3 separate regions of the Homo sapiens genome follow, and all the other regions are linked to region 2. A link is a contact called in ENCODE Hi-C or POLR2A ChIA-PET data. All regions are on one chromosome and are shown on one strand. Each heading gives the region's core, a stretch centred on a gene start or an enhancer-like site at or near the end of the contact. The rest is flanking DNA. Distances are from core to core; before and after follow the strand shown.

Region 1 (3,051 bases), core at 329-2,828, 150 kb after region 2:
TGGACAGCCTTGGGAGCCACAGACGTGGGGGCGTGTCCCCAGGGAGAGCCACAGAAGGGTTTCCGAGCAAGGGAGAGCCATGGTCTGATTTGCTGTCCTAGAAACATCACACTAATTGCAGATGTGATTAACATAATGGAGGGGACACGTCTGGAGCCAGGAGGCATTTCTCCCTAACATTTTATTATAAAAATTTTCATACATGCAGCAAAGTGGGAAGAATCTCACACTGAAAACCACCTAAACTCTACCACTGGCATTTTACTAAATGAATTTAATCATGCTTCTCTCTCCCTCTACGCACCCATCCATTCTTCTTGTTTTGTGGCATTTTAAATTGCAGACATCTATCTGATTCCCTGCAGAAACTCCACAATACATGACATGAACAAGAGTTCAAAATTTCTTTGCATTTTCTGTTTTGCTGTAAGATGTAAAATTTACATTTAATTGCACATGTCTTAAATATACATTTGCTGAGATTTGACAACTACACTCACTTGTGTAGCTCAAACTGTATTAAGTTAGAGAACATTGTCATCACCCAAAGTTCCTGCACGCCCCTCCCCAGTCAATCCTGGCCCCCTCACCTGCCAGAGACAACCACTGTCCTGATTTTTTTTTTTTGAGGCGGAGTCTCAATCTGTCACCCAGGCTGGAGTACAGTGGTGTGATCTTGGCTCACTGCAACCTCTGCCTCCCGGGTTCAAGCAATTCTCCTACCTCAGCCTCCGGAGTAGCTGGGACTACAGACACATACCGCCACACCCAGGCTAATTTTTTATTTTTATTTTTAGTAGAGACGGGGTTTCGCCATGTTGGCCAGACTGGTCTCAAACTCCTGACCTCAGGTGATCCGCCTGCCTCGGCCTCCCAAAGTGCTGGGATTACAGGCATGAGCTACTGTACCTGACCTTACTTCTTTTAAAACCACAGATTGGTTTGGGGAAGGCAGACATTTGAAAGCCTGTTGGGGGGCCATGTACTGAGTGGGGTGGGGTTCGGAGCTGAAGGAGAGGCAGGGCAGAGGGAGACAGGATTTCCAGGGCTTCCCTGCAGGTTGAACTTGGAGGCTGGAGAGAGTCATTTAACCAGAGTGCCCGTCATCTGCTGCCAGGAGTTGAGTTTCTCGCTGAGTGACCGGGCAGATGGTGGCGCCATTTACTAAGGTGGGGTACCCAGGACGAGGACGGGCCGGGGGTGGGTGGAGACCAGTTTCCTTTGGGACACGTAGCATCGGGTGTTCAAGGGGCATGTGCCTGGCAGTTGTAGGGATACACAGCCATCCCCAGGGCAGCTCCTTTCTTCTGACCCCTGTGGAGGTGTGAGCTGTCCTCTGGTGAGGTGGTGCCAGGGAGCGGTCGCCAGGTTTGTCCACCTCCTTCTTGGCCAGCCGGCACCAGCGTGTATCGGGCTCCCTTCACCAGGAAGGGGAGGTGCTCTCCTCGGTCTACCCTGAAGGCTGCACAAGGGGCGTAGAGAGGGCATGGGTGTGGTTACTTCTGGGTGGCAGGACATGGGAAAGGAGACCTTACTCCTTAGGGGAAGCTGGGGAGCTCAGGCGCCCGTCTGGGCAGTCTCCAGGCCAGGTCCTCTCCTTCCTTGTTCCCTCCCCAGCATTCTGCAGCCACACACATTCTCTCTCCCCAGGCACCGCCCATCCCTGTCCCAACACCTCCCACCATTCCCTTGAAAAACAATCAAACCCCAGCTCCCCCAGGAAGGAGGCGTCAGAGTCAGCTCTGCTCCAGGGAGGGCCCCCCAGGGAGGGGGCAGGAGAAGCAGAGAGGGAAAATGAAACCACGGTCACCCTGGGCTGCAATTAGGTTTTCTCTGGTCTCTCTCAAATCAAACACAACCCACAGCAGAGCCATTTCTTCCTTAAAAGCCCATTTGTGGTTCATGCCTGTAATCCCAGCACTTTGGGAGGCCGAGGCGGGTGGATCACGAGGTCAGGAGATTGAAACCATCCTGGCTAACACAGTGAAAACCCATCTCTACTAAAAATACAAAAAAAAAAAAAAAAAAAATTAGCCGGGTGTGGTGGCGGGTGCCTGTAGTCTCAGCTACTTGGGAGGCTGAGGCAGGAGAATTGCTTGAACCTGGAAGGCGGAGGTTGCAGTGAGCCAAGATCACACCACTGCACTCCAGCCTGGGCAAGAAAGCAAGACTCTGTCTCAAAAAAAAAAAAAAAAAAAAAAAAAAGAAAGAAAAAAGAAAAAAAAAAGCCCATTTGGTCCTCAGGAGATATTGCTATTCTTCCCATTAGCGTGAGTTGGACTCATTTCTTGGGAATCAATGCCCCATCCTTATTCTGCTAACACAGGATTGGGTTCCCCTTCCAGAGTTGCATCACAAAACATCCTGAATTTATCTGGCAATTTGGAGAAGCCTCAGTTTACCCCATCGGGCTGAGGGTTACAGTCTAAGCTATAGGAAGTGCCAGCGTAGAGGAGGCAGCAGACGTCACCTGGGGAGGATGTGAGGGAGGAAGAGAAGGACCCTTGCGGGGGTCAGCAGCATTTCAGAATTGGGAAGAAGAAGAGGAGGTGGGGAAGAAAACTTCCTAGAGGGGACGACAGGGTCAGGCCTGCATTTGAAGGGTGGATGAGAAGAAAGCCTCATGGGAGATGAGGAGGACTACTAAGGGCTTCTTATGTACCAGGCTTGGGTGAGGGCAGAAATACAAATATGGCTGCCTACACTGGTGTGTTAGCATACTAGCTGCTGTAACAAACAGCCCCCAAATCTCATGATGTGTCCTTAGCCATGGCTCAAAAGATTTCGTTCTCATTTATCTCCCAGTCCAATGTAAGCTGAGAAGAGGGCTCTCCTGCACCCAGTGATTCAGGCACTCAGGCTCCCTCCCCAAGGACTTCCAAAACCCCCATCCCTCTGCATCCAGCAGGCAAACCGCTGGAGAAAGAAATGAGGGTGGGCTGGGCAAGGTGGCTCACGCCTGAAATCTCAGCACTTTGGGAGGCAGAGGTGGGTGGATCACTGGAAGCCAGGAGTTCGAGACCAACCTGGCCAACATGGTGAAATCCTGTC
Region 2 (3,051 bases), core at 459-2,958:
CTTTCCCACTCTAGACGGCCTTGGCGAGAGCCCCCAGCTGCCCTTGAGTTGGGACATCCTGGGGGTGAATGAGGGTAGAAAAAGGCAGCTGCAGTTGGAGGCTTGCGGCTCAGAGCTAAGGCCTCCACCCCACAGCCTCCGCTGGCTCCCCAGGTGAGCTGGGACACCAAGATCAGAGGCTGGAAACAAGAAGTTTTGGCTTTTAGCTGGCAGCAGCAGCAGCTGCCAACATCATCTCTCCTTCAAATGACAGGCTGGGGACTTTGGGAAAACAGCCACAATAAGCGTGTTCGGAGGGAAAGGAGGGGGAGAGGAAGGAAAGAGAGCAGAGAAGATGGTGAGGTCTGGATCGTGGGGTGCAGCGTGTGTGCGCACATGTGCTTCTGTGATCCTCAGTATGTCAGTGTTTCTGTGACTGTGTGTACACTTACGCTGTGTCTCTGTGATTCAATCTCTGTGTGTCCCCAGGGAGACAGTGTGCGTCTCTGTTTTTGTTTGTTTGTTTTTTTTTTTTTTTTTGAGACGGAGTCTTGCTCTGTCACCCCGGCTGGAGTGCAGTGGTGCGATCTCGGCTCACTGCAACCTCCGCCTCCCGGGTTCAAGCAATTCTCCTGCCTCAGCCTCCTGAGTAGCTGGGATTACAGGTGCATGCTACCACGCCCTGGCTAGTTTTTGTATTTTTTAGTAGAGACGGGGTTTCGCCATGTTGGCCAGGCTAGTCTCGAACTCCTGACCTCAGGTGATCTGCCTTCCTTGGCCTCCCAAAGTATGGGGATTACAGGCGTGGGCCACGGCGCCTGGCCTAGTGTGAGTCTCTGTTTATGGTGATGGGTGGCAGCGCAATGCCTTGAAAATGTTTCCTCCAAGGTAGCAAAGAAAAGTCCCTGTGACCATCCAAAGCCTTGGTGAGCTCAGCGGCTGAGCACTGGTCTGGAAGTTAGGAGACGTGGGTTCCAGCTTTGGATCTGCTACAGGCTCACTTGGCAGCCTTGGGCGAGCCACTACCTTTCCTTGACTTGAGGAGCCTCAATGGCAAATAGCAACACAGCCAACTCTTTTTTTTTTTTTTTCCTAGAGAAAAAAAAGCTGTATGCTTTATTAAGCAGAGTGACAGTATAAAGCTTCCACAGCGTGGAAGGAGTCCCAAGCGGGTAGCCAGTGTTAGATTTTTTGATCACCTTTTAAACTCTTTAAGGCGGGAAATATGTGCGGCGGGAAGATGTTACCAGAGCGAGAAACAAAGACAATTAACATGTCTCAGATCTTGAAGAAAACCGGAATTGTAACTTAAGTTTTATCTGCGTATAACCTTGCAGCGGCATGGCAAAGGAGACAGGATCTCACAGAATTTTACAAATTGGCAACACAGTCAACTCTTTTAGAGCATTTGCTATGTGCCAGGCCCTGTCCTAAGCACATCACAGGTCAGGGTTATCCAACCCTGGAAGGTTATCTCCATTTTACAGATGTGGAAACTGAGGCCCGTGCCTAAGATGCCGTATCTAGTGAGTGGGGGGACTGAGATTCCAGTCCAGGCAGTTTGGCTTGGAGTTTGAGCTCTTCACCACACGCTGCCCAGCGATCCTGCCGGAGGGTCTTGACCACAGAGTGGGGGTGTGGGGGCTGTGATTCAGATTCTCCGAGGTGCTGATGCAGCTCTGTGGCGCCTACTGCCCCCGCCCCCCGACTGAGAACTGTGGCTGTGCTCAGCCACCGTGACTGGCTGGGGTATGGCTCGGATCCCTTGGGTGTTGGCCAGGCCCCAGTTGATCTCCAAGGGCTCTCGGTGTTCCAGGAAGCTATGGCTTGGTGTCTGAAACACAGTCTGGAGTAATAAATGTCGGGAGGAAGGATGTGACTAGGCTGCACAGGGAAGAGACCAAGACACTTTGAGCCAAATCTCTCTTTCTCTTGGGACCCCAAGAGCTGATTCACCTGGAACATCCTGGAGCCATGACACAAGCCATGCTCTGATGGCAGAGGCTGCCAGCTGCCACCCAGGACAGAGAGCTTATGGGAGGTGGTGGAGTTCCTGCTCCCCGCAAAGCCTGAGGGCTGGTAGAGATGTGAGGGTGTTTCAACGTTGCTTTCCAAGATAAGGAATGAGTTCTTTTTCTGTCCTTCTTCTTCTGTCCCTGGACAGCCTGACTGCGTCAAAGAAGGAGGTGGGGGAGCCAGGGGGCAGCTGGGGTAGGAAGAAGTCCAGCTTGGTGACATTAATGGGAGGACAGAATTGCCTGGCTCTTCTGTTTTTGGACACGGGCACAGTTATGAAACTTTGAGCAACCCCAGGCCTGGGGCTGGTTCCTGGTGGCCCTGGCCCACCCCTGCCTGCTGTGTGAGGCCTGTGAGGTGCATGAGGCCACTGTCCATAAATGGAATTGTCAGTTTATTACCCTCGGTACCCAGCCCAGTGCCTGGAAGTTCTTCCCGGATGTCGACTGCCGTGGGGAGAAGAGGGGCCCACTGGCCACAGTGAGGGTGCTGAGCTGGAGACGAGTTACACCCGATCTCATCCTGGGAGGAGACTGTGGTCTGGAGGGGGTGAGAGCAAAAATGCAGAGGCTTAAAACAGAGGTGAGGGCAGAGGGAGGCAGGAGAGACCGGGAAGGATTCAGGAAGCCTGTTTCCCACGTGGGAGGCGGAGGGATTTTCTTAAAACAGAAATCAGACCGTGCCACTTCCTGGTGGCGTTGCCCTAAAATAGATTCCATACTCTGTCCTGCTGTGCCATCTGGCTCTGCTTTCTCTCCACCTCCTCTAATGTTATCGTCTCCTCCCTGCTGTCCACTGTCCCGCCACACGGGTTTCTTCCAGTTCCTCGAACACACTAAGCCATGTCCACCCTTGGGGCTTGGCCCAACTCATTCCTACTTCCTGGACATCGCCCCGCCCTGCACTTTGCACTCATTCAGGTGCCTGCTTAAATGTTACCTCCTCAGAGAGGGCTTCCTACCGTATTTTGTCTCTCTCCCACTAGATTATCACCTAAAACCGAGCAGGGGCCATATAGGTCTTCTATAAATATCTCTTGTTAGTCAGCAAACATTT
Region 3 (3,022 bases), core at 252-2,751, 130 kb before region 2:
GCCCCCAGGGCTGGGAGGGCCTCAGGTGCTAAGGGTGAAAACTGCCAGGTTGTTCATTCCTCCCTGTGGGTGCATCCCCTGGGAGCCAGCTGCACACAGCATAGCGCTAGGTGCCCGCCAGACAGAAGTGAAGCGGCCAGGTGCCAGCCCTGTGGGGTCACGTGGGAGGGAAAGGGACGAGAAAGACAGACATAAACTCAATCATTGTTTCACGCTGTGAAAAGAAGAAGATGGGACGGGACGCCCAGGGCCAGGAGGCTCTCTGTGAGGACGGCCTAAGGCTGCTGAGGTAAGATGGGGTGGGCTGGGCCATGAAGGGCCTTGAATGCCAGGCAGGAGGTGGCCCCTGCAGAGGTCTCGGCTTGGCTGGCTGGAACAGTTCCAGGCTGCCTGAAGGCCTCCTTCAGAGAGAAGGCTGCTGGGGCTGCATGGGGGCTGGGGGGGGGGGCGCTGGCGGGAATTCATCAGTGCAGTCAGGCTGGGTTCCCTGGCAGCAGGCTCTGTCTGAGGCTGCAGGCCTGGGCGGGATCACTTTACAGCTGCAGGAAGTCTTGGCCCCAAGAAAATGAGGGCCAGCTGTCTGGTGGGAGCCTTGGGTAGGAGCAGGGCCTCCACCTGGCACCACAGGGCAGGATTAACGAGGTGCCGCCGCTCCCGCTGGGCCCAGCTACATCGGAAGGCGCTGGGCCGGGGGCATGGAGGGGAGGGGTTGAGTGGAGCTGGGAGGGGCTGGTGGGCAGGGGAAAGGGCGCCTGGGGGGCAGCCCCAGGCCTGCCTTTGAGGAAGCCTTTTGCAGAGCCTCCACCAAGCCCTCTCCCTCCTGGCTCCCCTGGGCCACCACGATCCCACCCTGGGCCTGGACACCGACCCCTCCACCTCCTGCCCTAGTGTCAGTACCCACCTCCCAGACCGGCCACTTCTGGGCTGTGTGACCTTAGGCAAATTACTTAACCTTTCTGTGCTTCTGTTTTCTCACTGGTAAAATGGGCAGATAACACTCGTTGCCTCATAGGGTTGTTAGGGTTGACTGAGCCAACAAGTAACTCAGCACCTGCCATGTAGACAATGCTCTGTACATGTTGTTATTGTCACGGATGGTTCCCTGCTCCCTTCCAGAATGGCCTCTGCTCCAGACACCTGGCTCAGAGCCCTGCCCCTCAGACTCCTCAGTAATTCTAGGGACCCCTGCTCTGCCTCTGGTATTGCCTTCCCAGCTCCAGAATAACGTCTGTCCCTACTCCCCACTGGGAGAGAACCAAAGGACTGTGTCTGTCTTTCCTCCTGGTCTGGGCTGCTAACCCTAAGAGGGTCAGGGCTGTCTTGATCCTGGCAACACGGCAGGGTCCCCCTGGCGTTCCTGGATTGGGCTCTGCGGGCTCTCGGTAGGCGCTTTAGGAAGCCTTTGCCCGCTCCAAGGTGGCTGGAGGTAGGCCCAGTTCTGAGTCCTGAGCACGGTCTACGGCCCCTGCTCAGGGTCAGTGTTTCAAGGCGACCACGAGATGGCAGTAGCACTGCATGTACAGGGCTTGCCGGGGCACTAGGGTGGAGTCCACCGCGGCCAAATCAGCCCCTCCCGGGTACAGACACCGGGAGAAAGGGGCGGGTGCTGCCGGCTCCTGCCCGCTCCTGCCCCGCGCGAGCTCACAGGCGCGCGCGTGCACACACACACGCGCACACGCCCTCTGACTGGTGGGGCTGAGTAACAATGGTGATGGGGCTGGGAGCTGGAGTCCGAGGGTCTGGCTTCACCGCCGGGCTCTGCTGTGGGACTACACAAGGGATTTCATCTCTGGAAGCCTCAGATCTTCTTAAACGTCCCGATTCACAGGGTTGTGGGGAGGATTTGGTGAGACAAGCTGGGAGCTCAGCTACGGGAGCTTTGGGTGGGCAAAAGTGAGCCCGGTCCCCTCCCTCTCTTTACAGAGCCCCGGTGTGCCGTTGCTGGGGCCCCCTGCTCCCGCGCCTTCTCAGCCGACACGCTCAGATCCGTGTGCATTGCCGTTTCTGTCTCCACGTGTAGACAAATCATGAGCTCGCCCAGTAACTCCAGCTCTACCACAGATTCCTTCTCTTTTCCGCCCTTCCCCTATGTCTAATTCCCTTCTCCAGCAGTGAGAAACCTGCTTCCCGCCGTCCTTCATTCCTTCTCTCCCCCCATCCCCGCAGAAACCAATCTCTGTTGCCACCACTGCCCCGTCCTGCCAGTGCCTCCCACCCTCTCCGCGTGGACCGCCACCACCCTGCCCCACAGACAGGCCCCTAGACACAGAAATCTTCTTTCTCACAGTTCTAGAGGCTGAAGTTCAACATCAAGGACGTGGACTCCATCTGTTCAGTTGGTTCCTTCCGGCCCCTCCGTGGCTGTATATGGTCATCTTCTCCCTGGGGCCTCACATCATATCCCCTCTGCATCTCTCTATGTTCAAAAGTCCCATTTTTATAAGGACAGCATTCATCAAGGATTAGAGTCCACCTAATGATCTATTGTACCTATTGTACCTTAATCACTTTTTTTTTTTTTTTTTTTGAGACAGAGTTTCACTCTTGTTGCCCAGGCTGGAGTGCAATGGCGCGATCTCGGCTTACTGCAACCTCCGCCTCCCAGTTCAAGCAATTATCCTGCCTCAGCCTCCTGAGTAGCTGAGATTACAGGCATGCGCCATCACACCTGGCTAATTTTGTATTTTTAGTAGAGACGGGTTTTCTCCATGTTGGCCAGGCTGGTCTCGAACTCCCAACCTCGTGTGATTCACCCGCCTCGGCCTCCCAAAGTGCTGGGATTACAGGTGTGAGCCACAGTGCCTGGCACTTCTTTAAAGGTCCTACCTCCAAATACAATCGCATTCTGATATACTAGGGATTAGAGATTCAACGTATGAATTCAAAGGGACGAAGCAGCCCTGTATTGCCCTCTGCTGCCCTCTAGGCCCTGGGTCCATTCTCCCAGACACACTGCTCTTTCGCAGGTGGCCACAGTGTCTTCAGAGGGGCTGCCACATGAAACACCCGCCTCCACTCCCTG

Evidence for each region. A loop is a pair of places that touch in the nucleus more often than their neighbours do. ChIA-PET counts read pairs that join two places held with the same protein, here RNA polymerase II (POLR2A). Pooled maps may share reads with other maps.
Region 1: POLR2A ChIA-PET joins it to region 2 with 14 read pairs in PC-3. The contact joins two enhancer-like sites. A Hi-C loop is called at or near these places in 1 of 168 maps with a recorded cell type or tissue (sigmoid colon) and 5 of 50 pooled maps. POLR2A ChIA-PET finds 5 or more read pairs at or near these places in 2 of 52 experiments (PC-3 and endothelial cell of umbilical vein).
Region 3: a loop to region 2 is called in a map of HCT116, with 6 times the contacts of the local background. The contact joins two enhancer-like sites. A Hi-C loop is called at or near these places in 1 of 168 maps with a recorded cell type or tissue (HCT116) and 2 of 50 pooled maps. POLR2A ChIA-PET finds 5 or more read pairs at or near these places in 4 of 52 experiments (WTC11, activated CD8-positive, alpha-beta memory T cell and activated naive CD4-positive, alpha-beta T cell).

The regions. Positions count from the first base shown.
Region 1 is chr22:35,626,198-35,629,248 of GRCh38, forward strand. LOC284912 (a long non-coding RNA gene) reads right to left here. Exons shown (of 4, transcript XR_001755514.1): 4 at 1,379-1,462. Among named protein-coding and RNA genes, the nearest start is that of MB, 10 kb to the left of the region's middle. Within about 2 kb of position 1,579, at least 36 of the 41 ENCODE cell types and tissues checked have a DNase peak (open chromatin) inside an H3K27ac peak, as active enhancers do; they include sigmoid colon, where a contact is called at or near this core.
Region 2 is chr22:35,478,588-35,481,638 of GRCh38, forward strand. No RefSeq gene overlaps it. Among named protein-coding and RNA genes, the nearest start is that of RASD2, 61 kb to the right of the region's middle. RefSeq lists a silencer at 338-515. Within about 2 kb of position 1,709, at least 10 of the 41 ENCODE cell types and tissues checked have a DNase peak (open chromatin) inside an H3K27ac peak, as active enhancers do; they include sigmoid colon, where a contact is called at or near this core.
Region 3 is chr22:35,349,415-35,352,436 of GRCh38, forward strand. No RefSeq gene overlaps it. Among named protein-coding and RNA genes, the nearest start is that of MIR6069, 14 kb to the left of the region's middle. RefSeq lists enhancers at 1-435, 436-968, 1,559-2,067, 1,634-1,753, 2,885-3,022 and a silencer at 1,414-1,533. Within about 2 kb of position 1,502, at least 26 of the 41 ENCODE cell types and tissues checked have a DNase peak (open chromatin) inside an H3K27ac peak, as active enhancers do.